Regions from separate parts of the Mus musculus genome. Here all the other regions are linked to region 1. Evidence: chromatin loops called from intact Hi-C (ENCODE). Cell type or tissue: heart. All regions are shown on one strand. Links, peaks and the distances in the headings refer to the core of each region. The heading gives the core; the rest is flanking DNA. Region 1 holds the start of Zfp827 (zinc finger protein 827). Region 2 has its middle 55 kb from the start of Otud4. Region 3 overlaps 1700011L22Rik (RIKEN cDNA 1700011L22 gene).

Region 1 (10,803 bases), core at 1-8,000:
ACACACACATACACACACACATACACACACACATACACACACACACCTACACACACACACCTACACACACACACACACACATACACACACACATACACACACACACACATACACACACACATACACACACACACACACACATACACACACACATACACACACATACACACACACCTACACACACACACATACACACACACATACACACACACATACACACACATACACACACACACACCTACACACACACACATACACACACACATACACACACATACACACACACACACATATACACACACACACATACACACACACATACACACACACACACATATACACACACACACATACACACACACATACACACACACACACACATATACACACACACATACACACACACATACACACACACACACACACACACACACACACACACACTTCTTACCATAACGAGGCCCTTGACTTATTTCCAGAAAGTAAAAACCCCAAATCTATTCCTTTACCTACAAAGCCCACAGCCTTGTAAGTTCTTTTGCTAGAAATCCTTTCACATACCCAAAAGCCCCAGTCTGTAGGTCATGCATATTCTCACTATCTTGGTCTTCAACCAGTCTGATTAAATTACAGAAAACTACTAATACATCATCAGAATAGGAAGATAACACCAGCTTGTTCTGTTGTTTTTGCCTCTCGGATCCTAAAACTCCATTAGAGATCTAAAAATGAAGACTAGGGAACAGGGCTGCTTCAAATAAGGGCTAAAGGATATATTAACCCCACTGAGTAACATGGCGACATTCAGGCCCTGCGACGGCCTTGGTGATCAGTCAGTCAGAGGCACTAAGCAAACTCCACACAGTGCCACAGAGTGGGCACCTCAATCCTTTCCTGCAGACCTGGGGCTATAGTCTGAATCTTTACATCCTATATTCCTATATTGGAACTTCATCCCTGGTGTGATGGTCTCAGAAGGAAGGTCCCACCAGGGTGAATCGGTCATAGGGCAGAACCATGATGAAAGATGATGCCCCAGGCAACTTAGTCACCCCTTCCACAGCGTGAGTACACCAAAGGCAACACTGTCGGAGGAGAGGTGGGAGTCATTACTACAGAGCATGGAATCTATGGTCATCTTGACTTAGAACTTTCAACTTCAACAGCCATGAGAAAAAAAGGAAATGTGTTGTTTAATAAAGTACCTGAGCGAAGTCATCTTGTTAGAGCAATCTCAATTAGCTAAGAGATCGGCTCATCCAATTGACAAGTGACTGAACCAAGCTAGTAGCACAAGAACTTTTTCCTTCCTGTGAAACTTCATGTGTGCAAACACAACCTAAATCCAAACTTCTGGGATTACCAAGTAAACTGCTTTGGCCACCCAGGTCAACACCACATATTTCTAATACAGCTTTATCTACAAATCCATGTGGACAGTAATTAATAAGACCCCTTAACCAACTTTAAAAAACAACTTTGAACCCAGGAACCTGCCTGGGTATCCCAGCGCTCGTCTGATTTTTGCACATGTCCCCAAGTGGAGGTCGTCTCAAAACCTCCCTCAAAACCCTCTGACAGAGACCATTCAAAGATCCTCCACTACGAAATGTGCAGCAGTGCTCAGGCAAGCAGAAAGCTGTCCAATTTAGACTTCTCTAGCGTGGTTTATTAACACTTTGTGGAGAGACTTGTCAACTCACACCAGCTGTGTCGTCTCGAGAGCGAGATGGCAGCACAGATAAATTAAAAATCAATTTTTTTATTAGAAACTATTTTGAAGCATTAGAGGGGATGTGATTTTTGAGCCATCTTCTGTATTTTCACAGGAAGCCCTTGCGCTCATCCCCTTACGGTTCTAGGGATGCATGGATGCTCGTTTGGGGAGCAGATACCAGTGGTCCCCAGAATCATTAGATTTATCAGAATCATTAGACCTGCCTGACAGGTGCTGTGAAATACTCTGCTACTTCAGACTGAATGATTGCCATGGGCTAGTCAGGACGTAGTCAGGTCACTGCAAAAATTAGTAAGAACTAAAAACAGAGCAGACCACACACACACACACAGAGAGAGGGGGGGGGCAGAGAGGTGGGTGGGAGCGGGGAGACTCATGAAAGCATAGACGCAAAGAGTCCAGTCGCTGGCTGGTCAGTTTGCTTCCTGGTTTTACTGGAGAGCAGAGTTTTTTGTTAAAGAAGGACACTCTAACCCACTCTGGTCTGGCCCATGCTGAGTAGAGTGAGAACACTGAAGTGAGAAACAATCTTTTACTAACTTTTCCTCATGCTTGCCCTGGGGAGTAGGTATCAGGCCAATTCCCACTGATAAGTATAATAGAATCCAAACTCATGTGCGTATGGGTGAATTGATGCTAATGGTGAAATTTGAAAGTGCTGATTAGCATGGGTTTATGGACATACAGACGCAGTAAGTGCATTAAAACGACCTTCCTGAACCCGTCCCTCTTAGCCTCATAACAATCGCAAACATAACAATGCTTGAAAGGTCCCACATCTGCCACACAGTCCTGGAATCTGCTTCCTCTTCTGAGGCTGGTAGACCTTCTTAAGTTACACTCTTTGAAATTCTGGTGAAGACAAGGGCCTGGGTCAGCTCAAAGGACCTTGAGGCCATTCTTTCAAACATGGCACTGGACTTTATTAATCAAAGAACTTTTGTGAAAGAGCCATCAACAGCAGTTGAGTCACATTTTAAGTCCCAAAATGAAAATAACTTCATTAAGCCAAGAAACAGAAGCCTTTATTTTGAATAATAATTTTTAAGCCTACCCCCCAAATATATCGGCTTAACATCCTTGGCTGAGTGGGACTTCCAAAAGTTACTACAGACCTTCTCTTTGATATGTAAATAGAAGGACCACTTCATCTTCCCAGGACATACCACTTTTTCTAGTACATCTGAGACGTCCCATGTAACATAAACATGACACACATGTGTGAGCACACACACATACTCCCTCCCCCACTTACTTTTGAGGCCCAGAAGAAAATGACTGTAGAATTTTAAATCAGAAACCCAAAGCTAAGGTTAGTAGTGTCAGGTTAAAGGCTCGCCCATCTCCAAAGCTAATTCGGTTCTGAACAGTCCCAGGGGTGTCTAGCAGAACAGAAGGAGCTAGGAAACCCTAGCAGGCAGGAGCCCAGCCTGGGGAATTGCTAGTACTCTGTGCCAGGAGCCAAGGCTCACCCCAGACTTGGTATCAGATAATACCAAGTGCTCGCCTGGATTTCCAGGACTAATCCACTCTAGGGTGGACTATCCAGGTTCCCTGGTGTCTGTACTGTAGGAAGACAGTGGGCTTTGCAGGCCCAGAATGTTCCTAGATAGTATTGTTTAATGTGAGAAGTAGACTCCACTCACAGAAAACATCTGTATGTGGTAACAGTGTGTGCTCTGAAATTCTTTAGCCCCATTGCTGGGAGTGCAAGGGCCAAGATTGCTGGCAGAAATGGAAAGGATTTCAACTGTTCTACAAATTCAAACAGTAAGTTTGTGTGTGTGTGTGTGTGTGTGTGTGTGTGTGTGCGTGCATGCACACTGCACTTCCTAATATTTACAGGTTCTATCAACTCTTAAATCAACACATCAATAGTGGCTTTAATAACTTTTTCATTTACTCAGAAAGGTCCTTTTGCCTTAAAAGCAATTTAAATTTCCCCAGTTTATTCACTAAACCACCTCTTTGCCTCACCTACAAAACAGACCGAGGGTTGGGGGGCAATTTTTAGGTTTGTCTCTGTATAACTTCTTTAAACTCCAAGATGGCTTCTAACAGGCACCTTTAATCCCAAGCCTCAACTGTGTTTTAACCTTGATACAGCATAGTTCTCCCAGGGAGGGAGCCCTTTTCCCAAACACAAAATAGTTCAGTATTGAAAACTAGGCCGTAGGTCTACAACTATACTCTGTATTAAATGGAAATGAACATTCATTTTTACCCAAATCGATATGCCTCATGTCTGTATATCATTCTCAAGTTTCTAGGATCATCACTGGGCTCTTAGCTGGCCCTGGGTTACTATGACTGACTTGGAAAATACACTATTTGCCCAGAAATTGCTCTTAGTCAAAATGTAAATTGCTTATAAAACATGTGTAAACCCCGCTTAGAAAAGGCAGCACACATGCACACATAAAAATTCATTCAATACAAAAAGAGGTGGAAACGCTTTACAAATTAAGGCTTCCCTTAAAAAGAAGGGGGGGGGAGGCTGGACCGTTTACTGTGCTTCCAAAAGTAAATTGCTTCTTACTTAGGGTAAAGTGGCTTAATATGACTGCAAGGGGAGGTGATTTTTTTTTTTTTTTTTGGAGTAGATAGCAGTATTCAATCTGAGAACCAGGAGAGAGCTCACTCTCAAAAAGAAAAAGAAAAAAAAAGAAAAGAAAAACTTCATCAACAGGCAGCAATCCGCGGGAGAGGCCCACCAGACACCGGAGCTAAAATGGAGCCTGAATTTCCTCTCAGACAGAGGGTAGTCGCAGGAGGTCAGGGTCAAGGTCACCGGCAGGGCAGGCTGCAGCTGCCCGACTGCACTGCACACCACGGGAGGGGCGGCGTTCCAGCCGTCTCAGCCGAAACTGATAAATCCCTTCTCTTCTCCCACCCTCCCTCTAACCCCGCCAACATTTTTTTTTAAGCAGGGGGAGAAGAGAAGAAAGGGAAATGACCAAGTAACCTCACCGCCCTGGTTTTCGCATACAAGCTCATCAGCTCCCAAAGTTGCCATCTAAGGGCAAGTTCGCAGAGAACACTGAAGCCCATTTTGTGCGAGCAGGGCAAGCCTCCCGCGGTGGCGCCCGCCCGGGACAGCAGCCCCCCCCCCCCCCCCCGCCTCGCTGCCCACGCGCGTCCGAGCAAGAGGGAAGCCCGGCCCGGCCATGTGCACGCACACTTCCACCAACTGCTGCGAGTTTTCTGTGAATCGCAGCGCGGAGCCTCCCGCCTCGCCCGCCCCGACTGCGCCTCCTTCTCCTCCTCGCACAAAATTTTCCTACACTCGCAGCCGCCTGCGAGTGATTTTATGTGCATATATATTACATATGTGATATTATCCTCAGAACCTCTAGCGGGCAGGCGAAGAAAGGACTGCACGGGGGCATTTTTTTTTTTCCTCCCTAAAGGAAGGGGAAAAAAAGCATAACCCTAGCCCTGTGCGTCGACTCCTTGCATACCGGGAAGGGGGAAGAAAAGAGGAATGTTTGCGGAGCAGACTGCCCGCGCGTGCCCTTGCTCGCCACTCCGGGTGCCACCGCGCCCGCCCGGGCCACAGCAGCCCTGCGGACCCCTCGCGTGGGCACCGCCGCGGAGATTTCGCGAAGGAGAGATCGATCGCGCTCGCCCGTCTGCGGCGGAAACACACACGCTCACACATAACCCGAGACACCATAACCTTAACCCTTCCCCCACCCTCCGTGAACTTCAGGTGACCGACCACGTCGGCCTGACACCCGCGCGGGCAGGCGCTCCGGCTCCGCTCCCGCCCCCAGCCCGGGTTTTGCAGGATCGGGCTCCGAGCAGCGCCAAGCCGCCCCGGAGAGGGGAGCTGAGCAGGGGGGGGGCGGGAGGGGGGAAGAGGAGAAACTGACCCTCCGTCTCCCCCGACCCCTCCCTCCGGCGCCTCCCGCGTCCCCTCCTCCCGCCACCCCGCCCCACGCCTTCTCCCCTGCCCCCTCTCCCCTGCATTCAAGGAGCCCGGCGGCCCCGGGGGGGATATTTTTAGTTGCTTCTTTCTCCTTCACTTTTAGCTTCAGCAGCATCTCGGAACACTCCGAGCGGAGAGCTTGTGGGGGGACGAGGGGGGAGCCCGAGAGGGAGTGGGGGAAAAGTTAAGAGTCTCGCAAAGAAAAGCGGGAGGGCGGCGCGGAGGGACCCGAGGCGCGGGTGGAGGAGGGGACGGGGACCCGGCCGCGCAGCCCGGCGCGAGTCTCCAGTTGGCGTGTGTGGCTAGGGCCAGGAGGGCTGGGATGCACTTTAGTCACGGACTCTGCTCGGGCTGGCGGGGCAGGGGGGTCTGCGAGCCCGCGTCGCCCCGGCTCTGTCTGCTCCGCCTGACCCCGCATTTTATTGCGGCCGGGAGCCCTGCTCCGCCCTCCCCTCGGCTCTGCAGGGACCTCGCGCGCCGCGCGCCGCCCTGGCTGCCTCGCCTCAGCCTCGGCGCGGCTCCCGCACCCCACATCCGCTCGGCTGCCCGGCCTCGCCCCCCGATCGGCCACCCGCGCCCCCCGGCGCCCCCACACCCTCCTCGACCGCCCCTGCCTTCCCCTCCGCCACCGCCTCCACCTCCGCCTCCAGCTCCAGCTGCCCGCGGCTCCGGGGCCGACCCACCCCGGCGCAACCTTTAGCCGGAGACCGACCTCTCCGGTCCCCAGCCCGGCGGGCGGCCGCGCGCCCTCGCCCCGACACCCCCAATCGCCATGTCACGGCCTCGGCCCTGCGCGCGCCCCAACCCCGCACCCTTGTGCACCGGGATCCACACGGAATTTCTTTTTTTTTTCCAAGATTGCAACCTCTCCCACCTCCCCCCACCCGCGACAAAAACCCGGCATCCACACTACTCCCCTCCTCCCTCCTCTCGCCCCCTCCCCCGCAAACCGGAGTGAGGAGGGGGAGGGAAAGGGGGGAAAAGCCCGATCCCAAGGAAAAAAAAGAGGGGGTCGAGAGAAAGAAAGAAAAAGAGAGAGAGAATAGAAAGGGCACGGGGCTGATCATCACCAACATGGCTGCCTCGGCATAGACCTAAACGAGGAGTAACCCGGGCTGTGTCTTTGTCAGTTTCACCTCTGTAACCCTAAACTAATGCAGAAAACAACGGCGGAGGCTGCGGAGGGGAAAGAGGAGAGGGAGGGCGAGAAAATGGCACGAGAGGAGGTGGAGAAGGGATGACTTACGTGAGGGAAGGCGCTTGGGCTGCTCCTGCTTCCTCCTGGGCATTTTCCCCCTTTTCTCACATTCTCCTCCTTGGTTAATGTGAGATCAAATAAACCCCCGTGGGGGCAGACAGGCAGACACTGGCAGGAGCGGGGAGGTAGTTGGGGGGCGGGCAGGGGGAAACCCCTTCTCTCCGGTGTGTGCAATGGGTTGAAGCTTGTTTCCTGGAGCCAGAAGAGGGGTTTTCTTCTTTCCTTTCTTTCTTTCTTTCTTTCTTTTTTTTTCCTTTTTTTTTTTTTTTTTTAATTTTTTGGTCGTGCACCTGGCTTGTCCCCGAGCGTAATATTCTTCAATGGAAACGGATCTAATAGGTGTGAGTGTGTGTGTGTCCTGTGCTCGCGTGTGATGGGAGGTATAAATAAATGAGCGCCGGTGCGGCGGTGTCTATGGCCGCGCGCTGTGTCTCCGAGCCCCTAACACTAATGTCGGGATCAAAGGGCAGCGGCGGCGGCAGCACAGCTCGCAGCTCGCTCTCTCGCTCTCCTCTCGCGCTCTCTCTCTGTCACACACACACACTCACACACACACACAGAGGCACAGACTGAGGGAAAGAGCGAGAGCTAGACACACGCGCGCGCGCATACACACACACACACACACACACACACACACACATACACACACTCAGCAAAGAGGAAGGTGCCCTAAGGCTCTCAGGGCGGACTCAGCCTAGCATTTACAACTGCTCTGTCTGGAAAGCATGGGGGGCGCGCGTGCGGGGGTGGGATGGACTTCTTCGAATTTATCCCGCTAGTCGCCCAATCAAGGGGGGTGGTGGAAAAGTGCCCCCCCCCGCTCTTGAAACATTATTTTACAGATTTTTTTTTAAGGAAATAGGTTGCACTAACCACTTTCTTTTGTGTATTAAACTACGTTTGGTTCTGTATAAAATTCCCCAGGCTTTTGTAACTGAAAGACTGACTCTCTCACCCCATCACCTTGAGTCTGGACGTTACAGACTCTCACATACTCCCTTAAAACAGCCTAATGGAAATAAATCTTTTTTAAAAAAAAAAAAAATGAAAAGATAGCATAGGGTGGGATCAGTGGATGGGTGGCATGGATACCCAATTTTAGAGGGTCCGGTGGAGTTAACACTTGAAAATTCAGCCAAAACTAAAATTACAGGTTCTTGATAAAGAGGGAAAATAAGATTAGGTCACCCCCCGCCCCCCAGGGTTGACTCAACTGCCACGGGTCTATTCCTACAGTGCACACAGTGATCTTGACTTCTGTGATTCACTCCCTGCCTCCCCCCCCACCTCCCCAGAACACAGGTAACTGAGCCTTACCCTGAAGCAATTCTAGTGTGTAGTTTGAGCTCATACAGCAGTCTTCATTAAGCCATATACTTTCATTACTTTAGAAATCACACATCTTGCTTCAAAGAGACACATAAAGAGGGAAAACAGAAAAGGATGCGTCGCCTCACAAAAGGTACTCAGTGAAGGGAACGGGTCTCTCTCTCTCTCTCTGACTGTAAGCCATGTGGATACAAGTTCACTGGGAGGTTGTTAATGATTTAAAACTCCAAAATCTGCTACTATAATTGAAGTAAAAAAAAAAAAAAATTTGGTCTGAAGAAGAGCTGTTTCATAAAACTCTTTGTAAGGGGAAACTTTGAACTTGGTGGAATACATTATATGTCATGAGTCAGAGCTAAAAAATAAAAAGGTGCATTATTTAAACATCTTCCCTTTTGAGGTTTAAAAAATCGACTCATCATCTTATTATGTTAAATATTTTCCTACCAATTTTTTAATAGATGTTTTCATCAGAAGGTGGAGCATAGTGAAGACACAAAAGTTTAAAATGGCATTCCATCAGGTGACATGAGTGACTAATGAGACTTAGAAGTCTCCAGTGGTGTTAAAGAGAGCCACTGGGGTTAGGTTTGGTTACATTTCCTTTAAATGACAATAGCTTTATACTGTTTTCACTAGGAAACTGTAAAGGAGACTGTGTCTCCCAAAAGATGGCTTTCATTAATAGTGAATTCTCAAGATGAACCCCTTCTTGCTGATACCTACCAACATACTTGGCACTCCAAGGTTGCAATGCTATTTGAAGCAGGTTTAAATGCCTTCTGAAACAGTGCAATATCCAAACTGGAACATCAACCTTAAACCAATTCCAAAATACAAAAAAAAAATTGTTTTTAAATGATAGTTAAAATCAGGCATGGTGACCAGTGCCTTTGATCCCAGCACTGGTGAGGCAGAGGCAGGCAGGTCCCCATTGGAGGCCAGCCTGGTCTACAAAGCAAGCTCCAAACTAGCCAGGGCTACGAGTGAGACTCCTTCTCAAAATAAGAAAAACTAGCAAACAAAAAGAGGCAGTTAAATTGTCCCTGTGTAATGATCTGAGATAGATTGTTCACTCCGATCAAGACCAGTCTGCCGTGCCTTGGACTGTGTGTGCATGAGGTTTGAAGCACGTCTGTTCCAGGCAGACTGCTGTGGGCTTGTCGTGCCTAAGGAGAGATAAACACATTGATCATGAGACCGACCACAGCTTTCTCAGAACTTTTACCTAGGACATCAGGATCACAACTCCAAATGGACACAGCACCACCTTTTCCTGAAACTGCAGTGACCGTTCACAGTACTTAGTACACTGTAATTGAAAACACACTTTTGGCCCTTCCTCCAGCTGAGTACATTTCCTGCGACCTTTTAAAGGCATGCTGGCAAAAGCTGTCGACTTTTAATTATATAGGTGTTCCATCAACAGCCAAAAGCATTTTAAATGGAATTTATTCATACCTCCACCTTTTCCAAAAATTATTTGAAGTAATACATAACAATGGGAAATAGAAATAAACAGAGCCTCTTCTGTTTAAATCCCATGTTGGTGTCTGAACAGTAGACAAACCGCTTCAAGGTCATTTGTAGCCACCCCTAATTGCTGGAATGTTAGCGCAATCTAAATGTTAGGAAGATAAGGCCTGGAGATCATCACAACAAAACTCAAAATCAAAATTCGATAGTATGTTTGGGTACATATAGCCAGGAACAATCAGTTTGGATTCTTAAACTCAAATGTTGTATTTGATTCACTGGTCTTTTCATACTACATATTTCTTAAAAAGCATAGTACCCTTCCCACCCCATCTCTATCATTTGTCAAATGTGAATCCTAAAGGCATGCATTCTGAGATGTTTCATAAGTGCTGGCTCACAGGTGTAAATGCCATCTAAGGCCAAGACTTGCTAAAGGTGGGTAGTCAGTGAGATCACAACTCGTAGAATAGCATAGAGGCTGCAGAGGGTCTCCAGGGTCAGAAGCATTCTTACAATGAAAGTGACTCAGCAGATACAGTCACCTGCTGACATGCCTGATGGCCCAAGTCCTGTCTCTGACACCGGCTTGGTGGAACGAAGGAACCAGCTTTCAGCAACGTGTTCTCTGACCTGCACAGGTGTATCGTAGCATGTGCAACATCTCTCCCAGTAAAATGGATGAATTACTGTTTTTCAAACTTTGATAATAATATTTCGATGCCCCTTGCCCTTTTCTCCCATGTTGGCATTTGTGGTGCTGATGCTAAGGTGGTGATGGGTAAGATGACGGTGATGGCAGAGATCAGGCAGGGTACCACACTTAGGATTACTCATCCTATCCGTCATCACATGCACTCAGAGAAAGCACAAAGGAAGGCTCACTTAAGGACATCCTTGATGGAGCAGTAAAAACTGTAAGTTTTACTAACTCTGACCCCTGAGACAAGACTTTTTCTTGTGACACAGTAATGGGTACCAAAAGCGCTCAGCTGTGGCTAAAGTATGTCTGGAGGAAAAATCACTCCTGAGATTGTTTGAAATAGTCTTCATTTTTCATGGGACATT
Region 2 (10,803 bases), core at 1,400-9,399, 550 kb before region 1:
GCTGTAGTATGACACAGTGTATCCCACAGTGTATCCCTCTGTCCACACATCTTCACTTGCAAATGTTCCTTGCCATGAGTCATTGGTCTGGTGCGAGGCCTCTGGCTTCTGTTACTCCATCAATACTGGATCCTCACTGGACTCCTCTCAGTTATCCTTTTGTTGTCCTGTGTCATGGAGATCCTGCAGCTTTGGATCTGCAGGACTGGCCCTTTCACATGCTTTAGTAGTTCATAGATGAGGTAGATGTTGAGGTGGGCCTGGGTGGTGCCTGGGTTAGTCAGCACACTGGTTCTCTCACACCCACAGCACCAGGGCGAGCTCTCCAGCACTGCCCTGGCTAGCTCACCCATGCTGCAGCGACAAGAGGCATGCATGGCTAGCTCTCTATGCCTTGGGGCTGGTTCATCAACACCCATGCCACCAGAGCCAGCTCCATTGTGTCACCCAGTGGAGGTTTGGGACATTCTTCCCACTGATGCATGCTGTAGCTGGTGAGGGGCTGGGCCAGCTCTCCTGCACTAACCCTGGGCAGGAGCCTTACCCACGACCCCTACAACCAGGGCCAGTCTACTATATTTCCTGGGCAAGGTTCAGGGCCCCTCTTTTGAGTGCTGCAGTTGATGAACATTGGGGCCAGCTCTCCCATGATGCTTAGGTGAAGGGTAGAGCAAGTTCTACATAGCCCTCAGACATTAACATGTCCTCAGGTGGCAGTGCAGACAGGGACATCTGCCTGGCCTTTGGTAGTAATAGATCCCCACTACTACAGGGCCACAGGCATAGACATGGCCCTTAGGTGGCAGCACACCAGAACCTCACCATGGCCTTAGGTGGCATCACAGGCTACTCACATAGGGCTGTTCCTCACTACCCTCGAGCCTCCAAGTCCTCTTCATTGTGCTCACATCCTCCTGCTTCTCCTTCTCTTCCATCTTTCTTCCACTTGCTTGTTCATTTTAATGGCACCAGGGTCTTTGGGTGTCTGGGGTTGTCTCCCAGATCTGTGTGGCACCAGGTTAGGGATCATTGCATGCTTGCTCTGCCCACTCAGAGACCATGTAAAGCTAGGCAGGCCTTTTGAGTGTGATCTGCCCACTTGGGCCCTGTGGCACTGGGCTGGGGTGGTCTGATCCTCCTGTCTCCACCTCCAAGTTGCTGGAATCACTGGACGTATCAGAACACCTGGTTTATGTAGTAATAGAATTGAACCCAGGGTTTTGTGTGTGCCTGATGCATTCTGAATTGGTGCTTTGTGGAGATCTTCAAGTTGATAACGGGAGAGAATGGAGTAATCCAAGCATGCTTTGTGATATCTGAGTTACACAAAGCCATGCGACTGGGCTGTGGCCCAGAACAATGAAAACCTTAGCTTTAAGTCACTTTATTTTAAGACAGACGATAAAGAGAGTATGTCTACATTAGTCAGGGTACTGACTGAAATACACTCAGTCACTGAAAGTATTAGAAGTAAGAGACTGTTTACCAAGATGTGGTCGAAGGCAAGGAAATAAAAGCTGGTGGCATGGTGTGAAGCCAGTGCCAGTGCCAGGGCTAAAGGTCCTACTGGGGATGATTAATCACCGGGACCTGGGGGTTGCCCAGGGCTGAAGCTGAGGAAAGCAGGTGGGGACACACACGGCTGCTGTACTATGGCGCTGCAGAAGGCAGGCCGGGCTTTGCTCCTGCCAGTGGATTTCTGGAACCAGCTGGAATCCATAGGCAGCAGCCCTCTATGTATTCTATGTAGCTCAGTCTCCACAGGTTGAAAGAAGCTAGAAGGATAGTCAGTCCAGAGGGACACACTGAGAGGGACTCCTCATACAATCTTATTCTCCCAGACATCAACTCAAACTTACTCCTTACTAGAAAGTCACAGGTTGGCTGGTTCTCGAGAGATGCCTTAGCAGCTAACAGGAGATCTGCGTCAGGTTCCATCCACACACCCAGAGGCTTATAACCATCTGTAACTCTAGCTCCAGAGGATACAATACCATCTTCTGGTGTCTACAGGCACAGTACCATACATACAGCAGAAAGACAGACAGACAGACAGACACACAGATCGATCGGCAGGTAGAAGTGATCCCACAGTCTAACGGAGAATTCAAATGCTAACCAAAAACACATAAATAAAACTGCGGCAGAGGCAAGATTCACTATTCTCAGAGATTCAGTGGTAAAGGGCTAGCGTTCTAAAAGCCCATTTATTTAACCTGAAATCTTAAGACTAAATAGGCTTTGGTCTGGAAATGTAGGTCAGTTGGCAATGTGTGCCCAGCTTGCTGGAAGCGCTAGGTTCCAGAATCTTCATAAATACAAAGTGGCAGCACAGGCCTGTAATTCCAGCACCTGGGAGGTAGAGATATGATCATCAGAAGTTTAAGTTAACCTTCGGCTATGTAGTCATTTCAAGGTCAGCCATGAAACTGTCTCAAAACCAACACCATCAGCAAAAACAGTGCTTGAAGAGGAGAGAGGTGGGTAGAGCTGCTGCTGGTGAGCATGTTGACTGTGCTGTGATAACAAACACAGACCATACCAAGTGGAATGGATTTCGGAACTTCGAGGACCATTAGTCTTTATCAAAGAGTAAGTCCAAGATATGCTTCCAAGTCTTGCTAGTTCTCCAGCAGTGCCCAGCTCTGTTGCTTCTTTGCCTTGAAAAATTTTGACAAATACAATTTATTTGTCTTTCTTTCTTTCTTTGTTTCACAATTTCAAAACCACAGAGGGCCCTAGAACTTCCAAATGGCTCCCTAAAACAGAAGTCCCCATTTTATGCTATCCTTGCACAGATAGCAGGGGAACGGGAACCTGGTTCTGCAGAGAAGTCAGCTCTTTCCTTGTGAAGAGCCATGAAACACCAGAAGTGGTAGCCCTCTGCCAGTGGGTGAGGGTACTGCACCCAAGTGTTTAGTTTTTAGGTTTTTTTTTTTTTTTTTTCCTCCAAAGTTCAGATCAGTCTAACTGCTTCCAGGCATATTGCTACAAGGGTTTTTTTGTTTGTTTGTTTGTTTTTGTTTTTTTTCCTTTACCTAGTAGGGCAGCAATCAGCACATGCAGAAAGACTTCAAGCAGCTACCTTTGAATTAACATAAATCCATTTTTGGTTAAAGTCATTAGTGTTTTCCAAATAAGCCTTTATCAAGCAAGAGAGGGATTATGGGATGTAAAGGACCAGTTTAGCGTTGTTTGCTGGCTTCCTGTCACCATAGGTAATATGTTCAACAATGCAAGCAAATTCATAATTTTACACACACACACACACACACACACACACACACACACCACACACACACACACACACACACACCACATACACACACACATACACACACACAAACACACCACACACACACACACACACACACACACCACACACACACACACACACACAAACACACACACACACACACACACGTGGGGGGGGTGGCGAGGTTCTGTGTCATTTGCCTCTTTGGGTCAGTGACACACAGCTCTCCCGCAGTGGCCCCAGAGCCATCTTAGCTTGTGTAAGTAGGTATACTTTATGATGTTTGCAGAATTACATGATTCTCAGAACATATCTCTGTTGTCAAGTAATGCATTGTAGGAAGGGGAGGGAGAGAGAAGATGATGACTTGAAAATCTGAAAAAATTATCGTCTTCTAGTATAGAATCTTAACATATGTAGATCTGTGAATTTTTTTGTTGTTGTTTTGGTTTTTTTGGAGACAGGGTTTCTCTTTGTAGCCCTGGCTGTCCTGGAACTTACTCTGTAGACCAGGCTGGCCTCGAACTCAGAAATCTGCCTGCCTCTGGTTCCCATGTACTGGGATTAAAAGCATGCTCCACCACTGCCCAGCTAGATCTATAAATTCTTAGGAGACTTGTGTTCCATGAAAAGGATCCTAGAACCCAAACCTCTACTTAATTTACTATCTTGAATTTCATGTGCTGTTAAAATCCTAAAAAACAGCCATACTGTCCTAGTTAGAGTCAAAAGTGAAATAATTTAGACTAAGCATAACACACACATCTTATTATATATCTAATTCATCAAACCACTTTGCATAAATTCATATGCATGGATATACAGAAAATATCACACTTATTCCTTGTAGTAATATATTTAAATTTTATTTATTGCCAGGCATGATGGTACCTTTAAATGGTGGTGGTGTTAGAGGCAGGAGGATCTCTGTGAGTTTGAGGCCAGCATGGTCTACATAGTGAGTTCCAGGACAGCCTGGTTTAATATAGTGAGACCCTGTCTCACATCACCTCCCAAACTTCTTTCTTTATTTTATGTGTATATGGGTATTTTGCTTGCATGTATGTATATGTACCAGGTATATAACTGGTAGGTGTGGAGGTCAGAAGAGAGTGTCAAATCCCTTAGAACTGGAATTACAGATGGTTGCAAGTCACCATATGGGTGCTGGGAACCAAACTTTGGGTTTCTCTCTCTCTCTCTCTCTCTCTCTCTCTCTCTCTTAATTTTATTCACATTGGTGTTTTGCCTACAAGTATGTCTGTGTGAGAGTGTCAGATCTTGGCGTTATAGACGCTTGTGAGCGGCCATGTAGTTACTGGGAATTGAACCTGGGTGCTCTGGAAGAGCAGTCAGTGCTCTCAACTGATGAGCGATATTTCCAGCTCATAATAAGTGCTCTTAACCTCTGAGCCATCTCTCTATCCCACATGAGGATATTTTGAGTTTGATAGTTCTTTATAGTTCTCAGAAGTGTGGCACAGTGTTACTTAAATCAGTTCTCTCCGCATCTGGCAGTGACTGACATAGCGTTTCTTGCTGTGATTGTCCCTATTTTGCTCTAGTTTTTTCAAAAGAACGATGTTGGACTCCCGCCCTTTCTTACTGGCTCTTGTACTGGTTTTCTTTCCTTGTTTTAATCTTCATTCCTCTATGTTTTTAAAAAAACACATTTTACTTATTTCTCTTTTGTGTGTGAGTCAATGTGTCACAGCACGCCTGTGAAAGTCCTAGGACAGGCTTTAGTTCTCGTCCCAGGATGTGGCTCCTGGGGATCTGACTTCCAGGCTGGAGAGGAAGCGTGTTTACCAACTGAGCCACCTGGCTAGCCCTCTCTGTTCTTGAATCTGTAATAACTCTTCCCCCAGAAAAGTCTGGCCCTTTGTTAAGATGTCCACACTCATTCTCCCAGAAGGGGTCAGCAGAGCTCCTTCTCAGTGAGCTACTTGTTGCCATAGGAGAGCAACAAACCCCTTTTGGTCTTGTTGATGTAGTAAAGTTTCCATGGAACACTGTAAATCTTTTAGGCTCAGCTATTCAGACTGGAGTTATATCTTTATCTAACATTAACTTAATATTAACTTTAAACAGCTTTCAACTCAGTAAATTTCATTTAAAAATTATATTTGTGGATTTATTTTCTGCTGAATTTCTTACTGGGAAGGCAGTCGGTCACCAAGTTTGGCCTCATATATCATAGATCAAAGTTCAAATCAATATATAGAACAGTAAAGATCTGGCAACTGGTCTACCTTACAGTCTGTCATCCCTAAGTTGTCCAGAGGCATCACACACATGCTTAGGGCAGGAGAAACCTAGAAATGACACCTCCCAAACGGACCAACCCCTTCAGGACACTGTTCTTAGAGGTTCCTCTAGCCCTCCCCCTTATTCCAAAACTTCTTCTCTTGTTTGTTTCATTGGTTCAATAACTAGAGCCAATAACTAGAGCCAGCCATGTGTTGTTCATAGAAGGATGTAACTGTAGGCTTAATTTTAGGCATTAATATGGTCAGCTAAACTTTAAGTTTGATACTAAGGAAGAAGAGAGAGATGTAAACAAAAACAAAGGTAAGCACCTAGGGCTCTTTCTCATAACATCAGTATATAGTAGGGTTCTACATTAAAATGCCCTGCCATGGGCTGAGCCGCCAGTCTGTTCACTCTCTATGGGGATGCTTGCTTGACAACTTGAAGTGAAGAAGACCAAATCACTGCCGCTGTACCAAGTCTCAGGGATGAACTGGAGGTTGGAATGAACTAGAAAAAGAAGGATGACCAAGAGCATGAAAACACTGAGCATAGAGAGCTCTGTGCAGAGTTGTGGTAGGAGGAGAACAGGGTGATAGGAAGTAGCTGGAGAAAGATTTGAAGTCCAAGGAGTGCTTGTAAGCAGAATAGAGAATGCATCAGTCCACTTGCAGAATAACAGCAGTGGTCTAGGAGAAAAAAAACTCCAAGAGGATAGGGTGAATAACTCCAGGAAGAAGCCCTCAAGAATAAGGGTAGGGGTGGCAACACATGCCTTTAATCCCAGCACTTGGGAGACAGATGCAGGCGAGTTCAAGGCTAGCCTGGTCTACAGAGTGAGTTCCAGGACAGTCAGGGCTACATAGAGAAACCCTGTCTTAAAACAAACCAACAAACTAACAAACAAAAACCAAGGGAAGAGGAGGAGGAAGAAGAAGAGAAGGAGGAGGAGGAGGGGAGAAGGTAACGAAAGGGAAGATGGAGCCTGGCAGTACAACTTCTTGGCAAATGTTGAATTTCATTTAAGCTTTGCTAACCTACTCTGCTTCATACACATATTTCCAAATTATATACAAAATCAAACAAAGCTATATCAAAATCAAAGGAGAAAAGAATAAATATATAGCTGGATTGAACAATAAAACAACTATCACCTAAGTGGGAACAGAACCAAAAAATGACTAAGCAAGTAGGCTGAGGTTAGTTTCTGGAGAAAGCTGAGGGCATCTGTGCCGGCTAGGACTTTTAGCTCCTCCTGGTGGACGGAGAAAACTCCTTCCTTTTCACGAGTAGATGCTGAAAAAAAGGGCAGTCCCATATGATGTCTCCTTGGAGATTCAGCTTTGTAGGAAGCTGCGGCAATGGGAGGAGCACAGATATAATCTCATAATAAAAAATTTAGCCAAGCTGCCTAATTGCTCTGTGAATGACCCCGTGGGGTCCTCGATATCACCCTGGGATAGGAATTCCAACCCACTACTCTAGATTTGGCTTCTAATCAAGGATCTGCTGACAGACAAGGATGACCTCACCAGTGAAGGCTCAAGGAAGGAACAGAAAGAAACACATCAAAAGTTTCCAAGTGCACCAGTGTAAGGTCACACGCCCAAATATAAGAGTAGAGGTGATTCTAAAGCTTAGGAATCTAACAAAATCAGTCATTAAAATATGAAAGGATTCCATGTGAAGTGCTATCTCTGAAGCTGGTTGATACGATTTTTACTATAATTGTGACTGAAAGGTTTAAGTTGATACATGAATAAAATTTCAGGATTATGGAACAAAGAGAACCCAAAAGGGGAAAAAAAAGCATCAGAGAGAAGACTGTATAGAATAAAAGTATGTAAAAAGGAAACATAAAACAGATGAGAAATTTTAAGTGAAAATATTAACACTTAAATATAAATGTATTAGATTTGAATTCTGACATAGTAGAAGAGACAATCAATGATTTGAATTATCATAAAAAAGAATACTCCAGACAATTTCCTGAAAGGAATACTAATGGCTCAGGCTCTAAGATCAACAACTGATAAATGGGACCCCATGAAACTGAAAAGCTTCTGTAAGGCAAAGGACACTGGCAATAGGACAAAATGTCAGCCTACAGATTGGCAAAGAATCTTCACCAACCCTACATCTGACAGAGGGATAACATCCAAAATTTACAAAGAACTCAGAAGTTAGATGCCAACAACCAAATAACCCAATTAAAAATGGGGGTACAGAAGTAAACAGAGAGTTCTCAACTGAGGAATCTACTGGCCAAGAGGTACTTAAAGAAATGTTCAAAGTCCTTAGTAATCAGGGAAATGCAAGTCAAAACAACTCTGAGATTCCATCATACGCCCATCAGAATGGCTAAGATCAAGAGCTCCAGAAATTGACAGCACATGCTGGGGAGGATGTGGAGCAAGGGGAGCATTATTCCACTGCTGGTGCGAGTGCAAACTTGTACAACTGATTTGGAAATCAAATTGGCAGTTTCTCAGGAAACTGGGAATAGTTCTACCTCAAGACCCAGCTATACCACTCTTGGGCATATGCCCAGAAGATGCCCCAACATCCCACAAAGACACTTGCTCAACTATGTTCATAGCAGCTTTAATCATAATAGCCAGAAAATGGGAACAACCTAGATGTCCCTCAACAGAAGAATGGATAAGGAAAATGTGGTACATCTAAAATGGAGTACTATTCAGCTATTAAAAACAAAGACATGATGAATCTTGGATAAAACTTGAGAATATCATCCCGAGTGAGGTAACCCAGTCACAAAAGGACATGTATGATATGTACTCACTTGTAAGTGGATATTAGCCATAAAATACAGGTACTGTACTACACTTCAGAGACCCAAAGAAGCTAAACAAGAAGGAAGGCCAAAGAGTAAAAGCTTGACTCTCACTTAGAAGGGGAATGAAATAGCTGTAGGAGGCAGATGGATGGAGGGAGCTGGGTGGGGGAGGGATGGAGAGGGCAAAAAGGGGGGAACTCTTATAGAAGAATAGAAGGAAGGATTGTGGACCCCAAGGGGATAGGAACTCCACAGGAAGACTAACAGATCCAACTAACCTGAACCTTTTGGGGCTCTCAGAGTCTGAACCACCAACCAAAGAACATACACAGGCTGGACCTAGGACTCCCCACTCATATGTAGCAGATGTGCAGCTTGGTCTTCATGTGGGTCTTAAAAGCTGAAATGGGGGCTATCCCAAAAGCTATTGCCTGTATGTGGGATATGTTCTTCTAGGTCTGCCTTGTCTGGCCTCAGTGGGAGAGAAAGTGTCTAGCCTTGCAGAGACTTGAAGTGTCAAGGTGAGGGAATACCCAGGGGTGCCCACCAACTCAGAGGAGAAGGGGATGGGGGATGGGGGAAGGATTGTGGGAGGGGATGACCAGGAGGTGCAGTGAGTGGAACATAACTCGAATAAGGAAAAAAAAAACCTAAATTAAATTTAAAAAAGAATACTCTAAGCTGGGTGGTGGTGGTGCTCGCTTTTAATCCTAGCAATTGGATCTCTGTGAGTTCGAAGTCAGCCTGGTCTCCTGAGTGAGTTCTAGGATAGCCAGGACAACATAGAGATACCCTGTCTTGAAAAACCAAACAAAGGGAGAAATACTCCAGAACACGCAAGGAGGAGGTGTTGTGTGGCATGTTTGAGAAGAGAGAATAGATTTCTGTAGAGAATGAGAGCAAATTGGTTCAAGACATGTGGAAAGATTGCCAGGAAGGGGGTTGTACTGGCTGGTTTTATGTGTCAACTTGACACAGGCTGGAGTTATCACTGAGAAAGGAGCTTTAGCTGGGGAAGTGCCTCCATGAGATTCAACTGTGGGGCATTTTCTCAATTAGTGATCAAGGGTGAAAGGCCCCTTGTGGGTGAAACCATCTCTGGGCTGGTAGTCTTGGGTTCTATAAGAAAGCAAGCTGAGAAAGCCAGTGGAAGCAAGCCAGCAAGGAACATCCCTCCATGGCCTCTGCATCAGCTCCTGCTTTCTGACCTGCTTGAGTTCCAGTCCTGACTTCCTTTAGTGATGAACAGCAATGTGGAAATGTAAGCTGAATAAACCCTTTCCTCCCCAACTGCTTCTTGGTCATGATGTTTTGTCCAGGAATAGAAACAAACCCTGACTAAGACAGGGGTTGTGGCATATTTTTATCCAAATAGGCATTAGACCAAGAGAATCTTAGCTGTACACTATTAATGTTGTTCCTGGTTGAGCTTCCTGAATCCCCTACTTTACTGTGAGCCTGACAGATACCCTCAGGAACCACCTTGTAATTTCAGATTCCACCCATTTAGGGTAATAGGCTACATGTGACTACTGTAAAGACTGTGAAGTGCATTCTGGGTATGTGGTTCATGTCTTTAATCCCTACACTCAGGAGGCAGAGACAGGCAGATGGATCTCTGTGATTCAAGGCCAGCCTGGTCTACATAGTGAGTTCTAGGATAGTTGGAGCTACATCATAGAAAGACTCCGTCTCAGTAACAACAAACAACCAACAAGAAGATCCCATGAGGTTTGACTCTCCGAGAAACTCAGGCCGATGTTCCCAAGTAAGTCTCACTGCCCAGACAGCACCTCTACTGCTCAACGCTTCTTTTCTTTTTTATCAACACTTGAGCCTGAAATCTATTCAAAACATTTGTTTGTTTGTTGGAGATAGCGTTTCTTTGTATAGTCCTGGCTGTCCTGTAGACTAGGCTGGCTTTGAACTCAGAGATATGCCTGTCTCTGCCTCCCAAGTGCTGGACTTACAAGCATGAGCCACCACAGCCCACCTTAAAATGCCTTTTAATAAACCTCAATGCTGCTTTAAATAAAGGTCTCTGCTGTCTATGGGAGAAATATTGGGCAGGGAGCACTTAGTGCATTGTAATTATTTGCTTTGGTTACTGAGTAAAAAGGTGAATTTTTATATAAGATACTTTCAAGAGGCAGGTGGATTTCTGAGTTCAAAGCCAGCCTGGTCTACAGAGTGAGTTCCAGGACAGTCAGGGCTACACAGAGAAACCCTGTCTCGAAAAACAAAACAACAAAACAAACAAACAAACAATCCTGGGGCTGGAGAGATGGCTCAGTGGTTAAGAGCACCGACTGCTCTTCTGAAGGTTCTAAGTTCAAATCCCAGCAACCTTTTGTAATCCATAACACAGAGACAACAGCAATATTCTTACCAGCTTCTTCTGATAATGAAATATCAAGTGTTTGAAGTGTTTGTACACAACTACTCACTGAATAGTAGCAGATGGTATTGCTATCTACTAATTAAACTTCCAAGATGCATC
Region 3 (10,803 bases), core at 1,839-9,838, 180 kb before region 1:
CAGGACAGAAGTTGAGGGCCAACTAAGGCTATGTGAAAACCTGTTTCAAAAAGCAAAACAAAACAAAAAACCAAAAAACCCCACACCAACAACAAAACACCATCAAAACTCGAAAGAAGTATAGGGGATGTAGCTCATGTGCACAATTTCGGGTTCAGCCCTCAGTAGAGAAAACAAAATGCCAGTTGCTTTCCTTCTTATTTTCAGCAGACATCGCTCATCTAAAGCTCTTAGGCACTGAATGTGTCATCTTCTTCACTCTAGGTATGCAGCCCAAAAAGCCAGGCTTTGAGCTCCTCATGAGTTACAGGAACAGAGGGAAGGCCCTGCTGAAACGGGTGAGAAACTTGTTCCCTTTGCCATTCAGTACTGGGTGTATCTGCAGGCAGCACTGCAGACGTGTAGGGGTGCTTAGTGTCTGCATAAGAGCACCCCTTCCTTTATAATCTGTTGTTCTGATATGAGGGGCCTGGAACACTTCAGGTCCTGTCCTGTCTGTTGTTTAGGAAACAGGCTTCAGACAGGCTTTGGGGATGGGAGCTTCCGTCATGTCCTGGGGTCAGGGAACTCTTGGGATCTGCCTATTGTGATAGATGGATGCATTAAGTTCTCAGATAATCCTGCCTTGCTAGGACCCACCCTGTGTGTTGAGTGTCCCAGTGTCTATTGTCCCCACTCTCCCTGATATGGCTTCCCCTAAGCAGGACTCTTACCTCAAATCCCAATACTTTTAAACAGGATGTTAAAACAAGGTCTCTTTTATGCCTTAGACTTCTTGAAGAGGGGCCTTGCCTTGGAAGCACAGGCAACCTGAGGTCACTCCCCAGATAAAAAAGCTGGTGGTGGTGGCACCAGCTCCGGATTCCTTGTGCTAAGGAAGCTGAGGCAGGTGAAGGGCGCCTTGAGGCTCACTGGCCAGGGAGAGACCTTATCTTAAGGAATGAGGTAGATGGCATCTGATGATCAAGAGTTGAGATTGTTTTCTGATCTCTATAAGCCCATGCATACCTGTTCTCACACATACACACACACACACATGCATGTGCATACACAGGTATGCACAAGTACACACACACAGGCACAAGAATACATGCATGTATACACATAGGCATGCAAACACTTAGAGGCAGGCACACATACAGGCATGCACACACAGGAACACATGTTAACCCCCACAAATACACACATATATACACATGAATACCCAAAATGCACAAACATGTATGTGTGCACTAGCACTTATGAGCATGTACATACACATGAACATGCACATACAAGAACACAGGCAGAGGAACACACACAGGCACACACATGAACACATATATGCACACATAACGTACACAGAGGCATGCATATACACATGAGCATACATACACATGAGCACAGATACACACACACAGAGGGCTCTCACACAATTCTCTATTTCTTCTATGTGTCCTACTAACTTCATTTAGTATAAAATAAAGCAATTTTTTGCTATCATTTAATTTTATTAGAGCCTCTCTTTAAGTTGAATCCAAACAACTTAGCTTTATGCTAAGTAATTAAATGTGTGATGTCATGAGTTTGGTATGCTGGTTACATGTGTTAGGGAGAAAAAAATAACTTGGTCAGTAAAATTTTTTTAATGTTATTCAAGTAGCACCTAAGATTGTCACAAGAATACCAATTATGCACACATGTCACTTTGAATAGGCTGGTCTGGGTCACCAAATGAACCTGGTAAATTTAGCTAACAGGGAAGGGTTGGACAGCTTTCCTTGGGTCGCAGACAGCTAAGCCTATTTGAATGGTATCCTTCCAGAATGAAGCAGTCGCTTTAGCATCTAGGGAATGCCGGCGCACTAGAAGGCAGCACCACAAGGAAAGATGCCGGGGTCTAGAAGCTGTGGGTCTGGTGAAAGATCCTGTGCAGTCAGTCATGGACCTGCTTCTCGGGTGGGGGAGGGGGCTCACTTCTGGGAAAGGAAGATGATTTCCTGAAAGTGTGCTGGTCGCAGCTTCCTCCTGGGAGTTGTCTAAGGGAATGATTAACTACAATTAAATAATTCGTTCTTGCTGCGTGGAGTTGCACGGGTGCCAGGCAATTTCATTGCCAATCAGTGTCAGAGCTGTACTGAGGGATGCTTGTCTTCCTCTCCTGACCCCTCCCCTAAATCCATTTTCATACATTCTATTGTGATGTACTAACAGTCCAAAACCATCCCCCCATCCCCCTCCTCTTTCCCTGTCACATTCGATAAATATGGGGCAGTTATCTGACTAATGTTGAGCCAGAATCCTGACCAAACCAAACCATGGCTTTAATGAGTAAAGCAACATTTAATATTTTCATTTTTTTATATGTACATATATGTCTGTACCTGATGCCCTCCCAGGCCAGAAGGCTCCAGTCCTCTGCAAATCTAGTTACAGATGGATATGAGTTACGGTGTGGGTGCTGGGAATTGAACCTGGGTCCTCTGGAAGAGCAGCCATCCCTCCATTCCCCACATTTAAAATATTTTAAAACAGGTACTGATATTTTAGGGGAAGGTGCAAAAGCCACCAGGTTGAGAATTGTCCATTTCCTGCCAGGCTGCCAAAATTCTTAGGGTTAAAAACATTTGCTTGGTGACCAGCTCCACTGGAAACTCTCTTTGAATTCTTCATGTTCGTGGAACCTGACTTGAAGAGGGTCATGATGTAGGACTGAAAAGCCGAGAACTCACACCCAGGATTGCCTGCTGGTTGGAAGTGGGAAAGCATAGTAAAGGTTCCTATCAGTGGGGGATGATGAAAGGGCCGAGACAAGAGACCGAGTCTTTAGCGTTTCTTAGAATTCTTGTCTTTTTAAATCCATCTTGCTTATTGATCTGTCCTTCCTGACTGAGGTACAATATATGAAACAGAAAGGGTTTATTTAGCTTTTTTTAAGATGGAAGAAAATGCAAAAGTGATGCCAGGCCCTGCTCATGAGTGATGTCTAGTTTGAAAGAGGCAATTTAAATCCTATTTTTGTGGGAACTGATCTTTGTGGATGCGCGAGTGTTGACAATCGAACCCTTTCTCCCTCCAGCTTCAGCGACAATGGGATTATGAAAGCAAGTTGGGCTCCTCGGAGGACTCAGGGACGGATCGATTCTCCTCCAATACCAGTGGAAGCTCAGGGCGCAAATTCAAGTGATTTCAAGAAAGAAGCCACAGACCTAGAGCCCTACCTCGTGTCTGTGTTAAGCCATTGAGACAGGAGTTCCAAGAAGGCTTTGATGGATTGTGCACATAGGGAAGATCTTGCTAGAAACTTCCCTGGGCTTCCTCCCTTATTCTTGTGTGTGTGCGCGCGCACACACGCACGTGTGTTGATGGGGAAGGGGTTTGTCATAAACATGATTAATGTTCCTTTACAAAGTGCCCAGGTTCACATTCTGCTGTTAGAACCTCACAAACGATAGCATGACCTCCACCTTAGTGGGCTCCAGAGTTATGTAGCCTGTCCTCTACCTCAGAGAAAGACCTTTCTGTTTTCCCTGTGCTATGACCCAGAAGGCCTGTAGCAGTTCCCTCCACTCAGGGAAAACTGGCTTTGCAGCTGGCTCCGCCTTCCGCGGCGCCCATAGGCCTGCGCCTCCCTCTTCCCGCTGCATCTGCCCTGGCGGGGTCCCCTCACAGCCGTGTGGTTGCCCTGCCCGAGAGCCGCTAAGGGACCTGGCAAAAAGGAGCAAGGCCACGGAATAGTTCCCTCCCGCTGGCAGCCATTCCTCTGCCACCCGGCGCTTCGGGGCCCCGATCCAGCCTGCACCCCAACCCACGGCTCCTGTTGAACAGGAAACACAAACGTCGCACCCTAACCCCCTAGCCGCACCCCAGGACCCAACCCTTAATATGTTTTTTTCCTTTAGCCCCAGGTTGGGCTAAATACATTCGCTGGGAGCCATCTGGTCTGCTTCCCCTTCATGTGGTTTCCATTAAACTCGCCAGAACCGTGCAATGTAAATGCAGCCCTGGGCCACTCCGGAGCCTCCAACAGTCTGCCCTGCGCAGGCAGAGCGAGGGGACCTCTGGGCAGACGCCCAGGCTGGCACCCAAGGACCATGCCCCAGTGACTGTGCATCACCACTCCTAAGGAGGCATTTATCCATGGCAAGGCTTTCTTAGTGCCCCAGTGTTCAGCTTTTGCTACATGCAAGCCAGAGTTTGTTAGAATTCTGTTTCCATTCTAAAAATCAATGTCAACAGCTTTACAGACAAATTTACAGAAATAACCTGGCCACAGAAACTCAGCGTGACCAGCAGCATGTCGGGAGGGCTGAGTCTGCCTTCTATGCAGACCGCCTTCTTCCCTGACTCCCCCTACCCCCATAGGAAAAAACAGAACAGAAAAAAAAAAGTTAGCTTATGGAAAAATACTGACTCACGCAGTGAATTAGGGTTTATAGTACAAGATAAAGGAGACAGGCCGATTTAAGGACTCATAATGTGCTGTATTTGGAAAGTTCTTCAGGTTTATCAAAGATTAGTCCGTTTATTGAGGAGACTGGAAAAAAGGGGGGGACGGGACGGGAAGCAGCAGGGGACCAGCCACAGGCACTTCCAGGCAGTGAAAGAGCCTCTGGTCAGAAGGAATTAACTTGTAGCCGTCCTGTTTTGTCCAGGGTCCTCCTTTTCCTCTGTCTCCACCACCAGCCTAGGTTTCCCTCCCTCCCTTTTTTCCTTTGCTTTCTTTCTGTTCTCTTCCCACCCCCACCCTGGCCAGGGGATTTTATTTGGGATTTTAAAATGAAACCAGGTGCTCCGTAAAACAAAGACAAAGTAGTAACAAGGAAACACGATCCAAGGCCTAAGGAATGCGCTGAGTTTCATGACTCAGGCTGTCCTGGCAAAAAAAGTAGGAGTGACATGAGAGGTGGGTGGCACCGAGCACAGACCATACATGGCAGCCCTGGCCTCCCCTGATAGGGTGGTCAATGCAGCCTGTGACTCACTTTGTAAAAGGCTTCCCAGGCTGGAGCCAAAGGATCAGCAACGGTTCCCTGAGGGGCAGATCCACGTGATAGGGCCAGGGCTACCCTGAGGTTTGGGCATCACATCCTAGGCAAAATGCCACCCTTTTCTCCAGGAAAGAGGCAGGCTTAGCAGACTGCCAAGTGCACTGGTGCCTTCAGGAGATTAACAACCTGCGGGCTTTAAAGTGACAAGGTCTCTCTCTCTCTCTCTCTCTCTCTCTCTCTCTCTCTCTCTCTCTCTCTCTCTCTCTCTCTCTTTCTCTCCTCTCTCTCTCTCCTCCCTCCCTCCCTCCCTCCCTTCCTCTTTCTCTCTCTCTCTCTCTCTCTCTCTCTCTCTCTCTCTCTCTCTCTCTGTATGTGTGTGTTGGGGGGGGGTGTGGTTGGGAGTTCTAAGTCTCTAGGATCGCTGAGGTGCCTTGGTTAGAGGGGGGTTAGGCTGCTCCTGGGAGAAAGTGGAAAGCTTGCCCATGGTGGGGCAGGAGAGGGGGTTCTGGGCGCCATTCCTCAGCAGTCAGGGCAACCAGCTCAAGGGATGCGTTATGCATAAACATGCAGGGAGACACCTAGGCAGACATCCACACATTCTCAGAATTCCTTTTAAATGAGCAGGGATGGTGTGAGGTACACTTTTTGTGTGTGTTAATAAGAGACAGGCTAAGAGTACTAAAAAGGTCCCTCCTAGCAGGGTGGTAGTGGGGGCTGAAATCGGACGGTAAGGTTCATCCTGGCCTCTCGTCATTACCTCTGCATGAGTAGAAGCAAGTGGTGTCCCTCACTCCTGAGAAGGCTGTCACGTTTCGAGTGAGAATGACTGACATAATGAGGTTTCCACATGCAGAAGCTGCACGGACTGGAGGCTTGTTTGCCTTCTCCTCTTTCCCATTCTGTGAAATACCCACCAAACAAGCTCTGCTGACTAGTCCATAATTTCAGGGAAATCACTGCTTAACTTTGTCATCAAAGGCAACCTACCTGGAAAAACTACAGTCTAAGAATGATGACTTCATAAATATTTATAGTATGAACAGGCGTCACTCCAGTCCTGTTGGAAAATGGGCCCATTCAGCTTTCTTTAAGATGTGACACTTGGGTGAGTGACATCTGTCATCCGGATCAGCCCTGCACTCCGTCCCTCTGAAGCATGTTTATGGAGTGATTATGCCTCTGAATATTCGCTATATTTAGGTCTGCTCCTCTCCTCTCAGCCCTCCTAAATCCCCAAAGAAGCAAAAAGCCAAGTTACCGATGGACGGTAGACTTGAACCGTCATGACAAAGCACAGGCCCTTGAATGTGTACTACAGGAGCATTTGAAGAGCTGAGAATTCAAACGGGAAAGCCAGTTGCTAGTATAGTATTCTTTCGCTAGGGTGGCTTTGTTGGGACTGCTGTCACAGGTGAGGGCTCTCAGCTGGGCCTAGAGGGCAAAAGCAGGGAGGTGCACAGGGAATTGTCCCCTCTCAGGAGCTCCCTGTGGCCCACACCAATCAAGCGGCCTACACTCAGTTCCAGAGCTCCGAGGGCAGGATTTGGCGAGGACTTTGTGACCTCAGTTGAGACAAAACCTCTAGCATAATTGGAGGCCTTCCCTCTTGGCCACACCTGGGCCTGGGTTGGGGTTAGCAGCTGTCCACCATCCGGGTGGAGATAATGGGCCCCCGGTCTACAGCTACAAATGCTCTGGCCTAAGCCTCTGCTGCCAGTCACAGGCCTGCTTTAGGGCCAGTATTTGCCTTGTGTCGGCTTGGTCTTCTATTGTTTATCCTGGGTAGAACCAGGTCTTGGCACAGGGGGCATGAAGCATTGCCAGAGTTTTATTTTTAGAGACAGGAAAATGTCTGCTTTTTGGCAACTGTTCTTTTTCTGGCACGCACCAGGGATGGTGTAAAAAGGCTCAAGTGAGAGATTCCAAGCCATAAATTCATGGCATATGACATAGGCATTTGCATTGAGAGTTTTTCAACAGAAACCTGGTGTAGCCTGAGGTCTTCCATAAACAACAACTGGGCAGAGATGAAGTTCCACTGCCATACCTGAAGAAAGCCCTCAGGACCACGAACTTCACAGACATCCACACCTTGGGGTGACAGTCCTCAGGACCACCAACTTCACATATATCCACAGACTCTTTTGAACATATCAGATGGTCTGAAATATTTTTTTTTTAATTTTTACCTTTGCCAATCAATCCAGAATCTAGTCCAAGTTGTTGGGAAAAACAAAACAAAACAAAACAAAAAAAACCCTGATAGTCTACAGCTGGCTTTCCCCAGAGTCACTGACATTGCCACGATGGCTGATACAAGGCAGACAATTCCCACCAAGAAGCATATGGTCAGAATCAGGGACCGAGTTTCTAAGTCTTAACGGGGAAATTTTTTTTCCAAATATGGCTCCCCCTTAAAGCACATTTTTTGTGGGTTCTGTCATTCTAGCTACCGACATTCAATCTGAAAGCATTTTTATATGTAGTAATGTCATATTGTACAAAGCAAAAATGGAAAGAAATAAAAGTAGTAAATTAAATTGTATTTTCTCACCTCTTCTCCCCAGCCTTTGGAAGAAGATTGTTTTCTAATTATAAAAATAAAATAAAAATATGATCCTTCTCTGCTCTTACGCACGCCGTGCTGTAAGGTTCACTCTTCTTCCTGCTGGAGTAAGTTCTCTCTCGTTCTCTCTTCCTTCTATGTAGGACAGTGGAGAGAGGATAATCGATTCATTTGAATTTATTCTTTTTTCTGAGTATTTCTACTCCACGTCTGGTTCTTTTCCGGAAACTTCTGTGGTTGATAAACAGTCTTTTGGTGATTAGAATCCCACCGTTTGTAAAGAGTCTCTCAGAATCCTGCTGCACCTTGAAGGACTGTGTCTGTTTCCTGGTATTCTGGAGTTTCATGAGAATGGTGTGTGCCTGTTCATTTTGGAAGTTTATTTCCCTTGGGACTAAGAGGCTCTCTAAGTTGAGGGCTTGGGCTTGTCTTTAGTGTGGATGTTGGATAAGGAGGAAGGAACCAGAAAGTTACATTGATCTATGCCGTAAAGTACTGATCTATGTCATAAAGTACGGAGCAGAGTGGGCCGGGGGAGACTGGACCTCGGTGCGGGAAAGCATTTTAAATAGTTGTAGAGAAAAGGAGAAAAATGAGTCTTGGAAAGGATTTTTGTCAGTTTAATAAGAAAAAAAGCTAAAGAAGATTTAAAATTTTTACCCGTATATGTAAATGTCTGTGTGCTTGCTCACAGTGTTCAGGAGGGCCTCAGGAGGTGTCAAATCCTTCTGCACCGGACTGACAGGGAGTTGTGGGCCACCATGATGTGGGTGCTGGGGACAGAATTCTAGTCATCTGCAAGAGCATCAAGTGTTCTTACCCATTGAGCTGTCTCCAGCCCTCTGCCAATTTTTAAAACAATCTTTGAATGCACATTAAAATTTCCTCTTCCCTTTAGTGTTTCATGGAGGACAAAAACCTATATTGGTCGTGTAATATTTCATGAAATACATACTATATATGAATGTATAACGTACACATGAGAAGGTTGTTTTGTGGTTTAGTGTTGAGACTGATCTCCAAGGCTGCTTTGGGTTAATGCGAGTTGTACGAATAATTGTTACTGGTTTTACTATTAAGCAGATTCCTTTCTCTCATGATTTGTCTCTCTTATTTTACTTCCCCCTCCAAATCCAGGCGACTTTCTTCTGAGTCTCTGTAACCCAGGCTGTTCTGGAGCTCTTGATCCTTCTGCCACGGCCTTCTGAGTACTCGGGTGAGAAGTCTACACCAGTATGCCTTCTTAGTACAATGAGGAAATGCAATTGGGTGTTCAAACTCCCACTGTAGCCTGGTTAGTGTTTAGTGCTGTTTAGTGTGGTCCTGCCTAGATGACTCCATATACAGTGGTAGAGCTCGTGTGTGTGTGTGTGTGTGTGTGTGTGTGTGTGTGTGTGTGTGTGTGTGTTCTAGTCTTTATGGGCCAAAGCAGAAATAAAATCTTAAGGCCTGAGCAGGCTGTCAATCAAGGTCAAGTTCTGTGACTTCTCTGGGTGCCTACTCTTCTACAATGGAAAATTTGTTCAATAGATTATCCAGGCCCCTGTTGGCTTTTCTTAAAGTTATTTTATTGGGTTCCCATAGCTACCACCCTTCCAGCCCTTACTCCCCCAACACTAGGTAGGAGAGAAAGTTAGAGTGGAAATGGGGGTACAGACTTCTTTAGGCTACTTCTGCTGATTAGGGGCATGGAGTACCCAGGGACAATTACAAACTTCAGCAGTCCAGCAATCCTACAAGCCAGCAAATGCAACAGCAAATGCAGGAGCAGAAACCAGCAGGAACCAGCAGGAACCAGCAGGAACCAGCAGGAACCAGCAGGAACCAGCAAGGGGAGCAGCAGCCACCATAGGTCCTCTGTCTCCAGCATTTATACCTTCTCCAGAGTCCCCAGAATTAAACTACCTGCAGCTGGCAAAGATCACACCCCTGCTAATGTACGAGACAATCACAGTCACCTGCTATGAAGCAGCCTCTTATCCCACACCTGGGAATAAAACAAAAACATATCCACATAGCACAATTGAGTTTTTAAAGAAACCAAATTCGGACTACAGTTCCCTCCATTGCAAAGGATGCGTGAGTGTGACATCATGGCTGGGGTCCTTTGGAAAAGTGAGCCGTGGACTTGGTATTCAGCCAACAATAGATGTCTGAGCCACTGGAATCAGAAGCTTCAGATAAGATGAAGCTCGGTAGTCCTCAGACACTGACGGAGCAGCAGGTGACTCGGGTCACCTGGACCTTACGGGGCTGAGGTCACCACATCAAACCTCTCAGCATTTCCTTTCTAGAATATAAGGAGTCTTCCCCTTATACCCGGAGAAATGTGTTCCAACCCATTGCTTGTTTCTGAAAAGAAAATGTGACACTGTGAGATTTTTAATATTTTTAGATTTTTAATTATATGTGGATGATTACACAGGAGCCGTGGTGCTTGTGTGGGGGTCAGAGGACAACTTGTGGGAGTTGTCTCCCTTCCACCATGAGACTCTGGAACTGAACTAAGGTGGTCACTGTTGGCAACAAGTCGTTTTACTTTGCTGAGCCATCTTGGCTGGCCTGAGTATGAGGGTTGCATTGAGGTTTTGTTTTGTTTTAGCTTTTTACTGATTCTTTGCGAATTTCACATCATGCACCCCAGTCTCACTCATCTCCCCTTTCCTCTGTATCTGCCCTTCACCCTTGCAACCTCTCCCACCAAGAAAATATACATAAATAAACAAACCACCCTTCCATGGACGCTGCAGTATGTCACAGTGTGTCCGTGTGTCACACAGTACACCCCTTTGCCCAAACAACTTTACCTGCAAATGTTCCTTGCAATGAGTCTGGTTCAAGGGTCCTGGCTTCTGCTACACTATCAATACCAGTTCCTTACCAGGGTTCCTCTCAGATATCCTGCTAATGCCCTGCTTCATGGAGATCCTAAAGCTTTGGATCTGCAGGACTGGCCCCTTCACATGCTCAAGCAGTTCATAGATGGAGTAGGTGTTGGGGTGGACCAACACAAAACCCTGGATCTGAGCATGGGTGGTAGCTGCCCTCTAGCTCTTCCTCACTCATGTCACTGGGACAAGAGCTCTAATGCTGCCCCAGTGGGGGGAACCTAGCCAGAGGGGAAGGGGCCTGTTTTCCTGTTCTCACATCCTTGGGGCTGGCTTTTCTGTGCTTCCCAGGCAAAGTGTGGGGCCAGTCTCCCAAGTGCTGTAGCCAGTGATTGACAAGAGATGCAGCCAGCTCTCCTGTCTGCCTCTGGGACAGCAA

What was found. Peaks named below come from ENCODE experiments on the same cell type or tissue, not always from the same donor. Only the 100,000 strongest peaks of a DNase experiment are listed, where the experiment ranks them.
Region 2: a loop joins it to region 1, with 2.2 times the contacts of the local background. A loop is called at or near these places in 2 of 42 quality-filtered maps.
Region 3: a loop joins it to region 1, with 4 times the contacts of the local background. A loop is called at or near these places in 2 of 42 quality-filtered maps.

The regions. Positions count from the first base shown.
Region 1 is chr8:79,024,842-79,035,644 of GRCm38, reverse strand. Zfp827 (zinc finger protein 827) reads right to left here and starts at 7,208. Exons shown (of 15, transcript NM_178267.3): 1 at 6,916-7,208. The coding sequence starts at 6,958. In heart, for the core only: CTCF peaks have their summits at 4,519 and 5,115; DNase peaks (open chromatin) are centred at 4,614, 5,884, 6,114, 7,484 and 2 weaker places; H3K4me3 peaks cover 4,230 bases; H3K27ac peaks cover 5,587 bases.
Region 2 is chr8:79,579,535-79,590,337 of GRCm38, reverse strand. No RefSeq gene overlaps it. Among named protein-coding and RNA genes, the nearest start is that of Otud4, 55 kb to the left of the region's middle. In heart, for the core only: CTCF peaks have their summits at 2,893, 5,171 (motif pointing right) and 6,765 (motif pointing left); no DNase peak of the experiment used is centred there.
Region 3 is chr8:79,203,013-79,213,815 of GRCm38, reverse strand. 1700011L22Rik (RIKEN cDNA 1700011L22 gene) reads left to right here. Exons shown (of 6, transcript NM_026315.1): 5 at 265-338; 6 at 3,059-3,386. The coding sequence ends at 3,166. Among named protein-coding and RNA genes, the nearest start is that of Gm30271, 6.5 kb to the right of the region's middle. In heart, for the core only: no CTCF peak of the experiment used is centred there; DNase peaks (open chromatin) are centred at 3,645, 4,985 and 6,695; H3K4me3 peaks cover 2,098 bases; H3K27ac peaks cover 3,487 bases.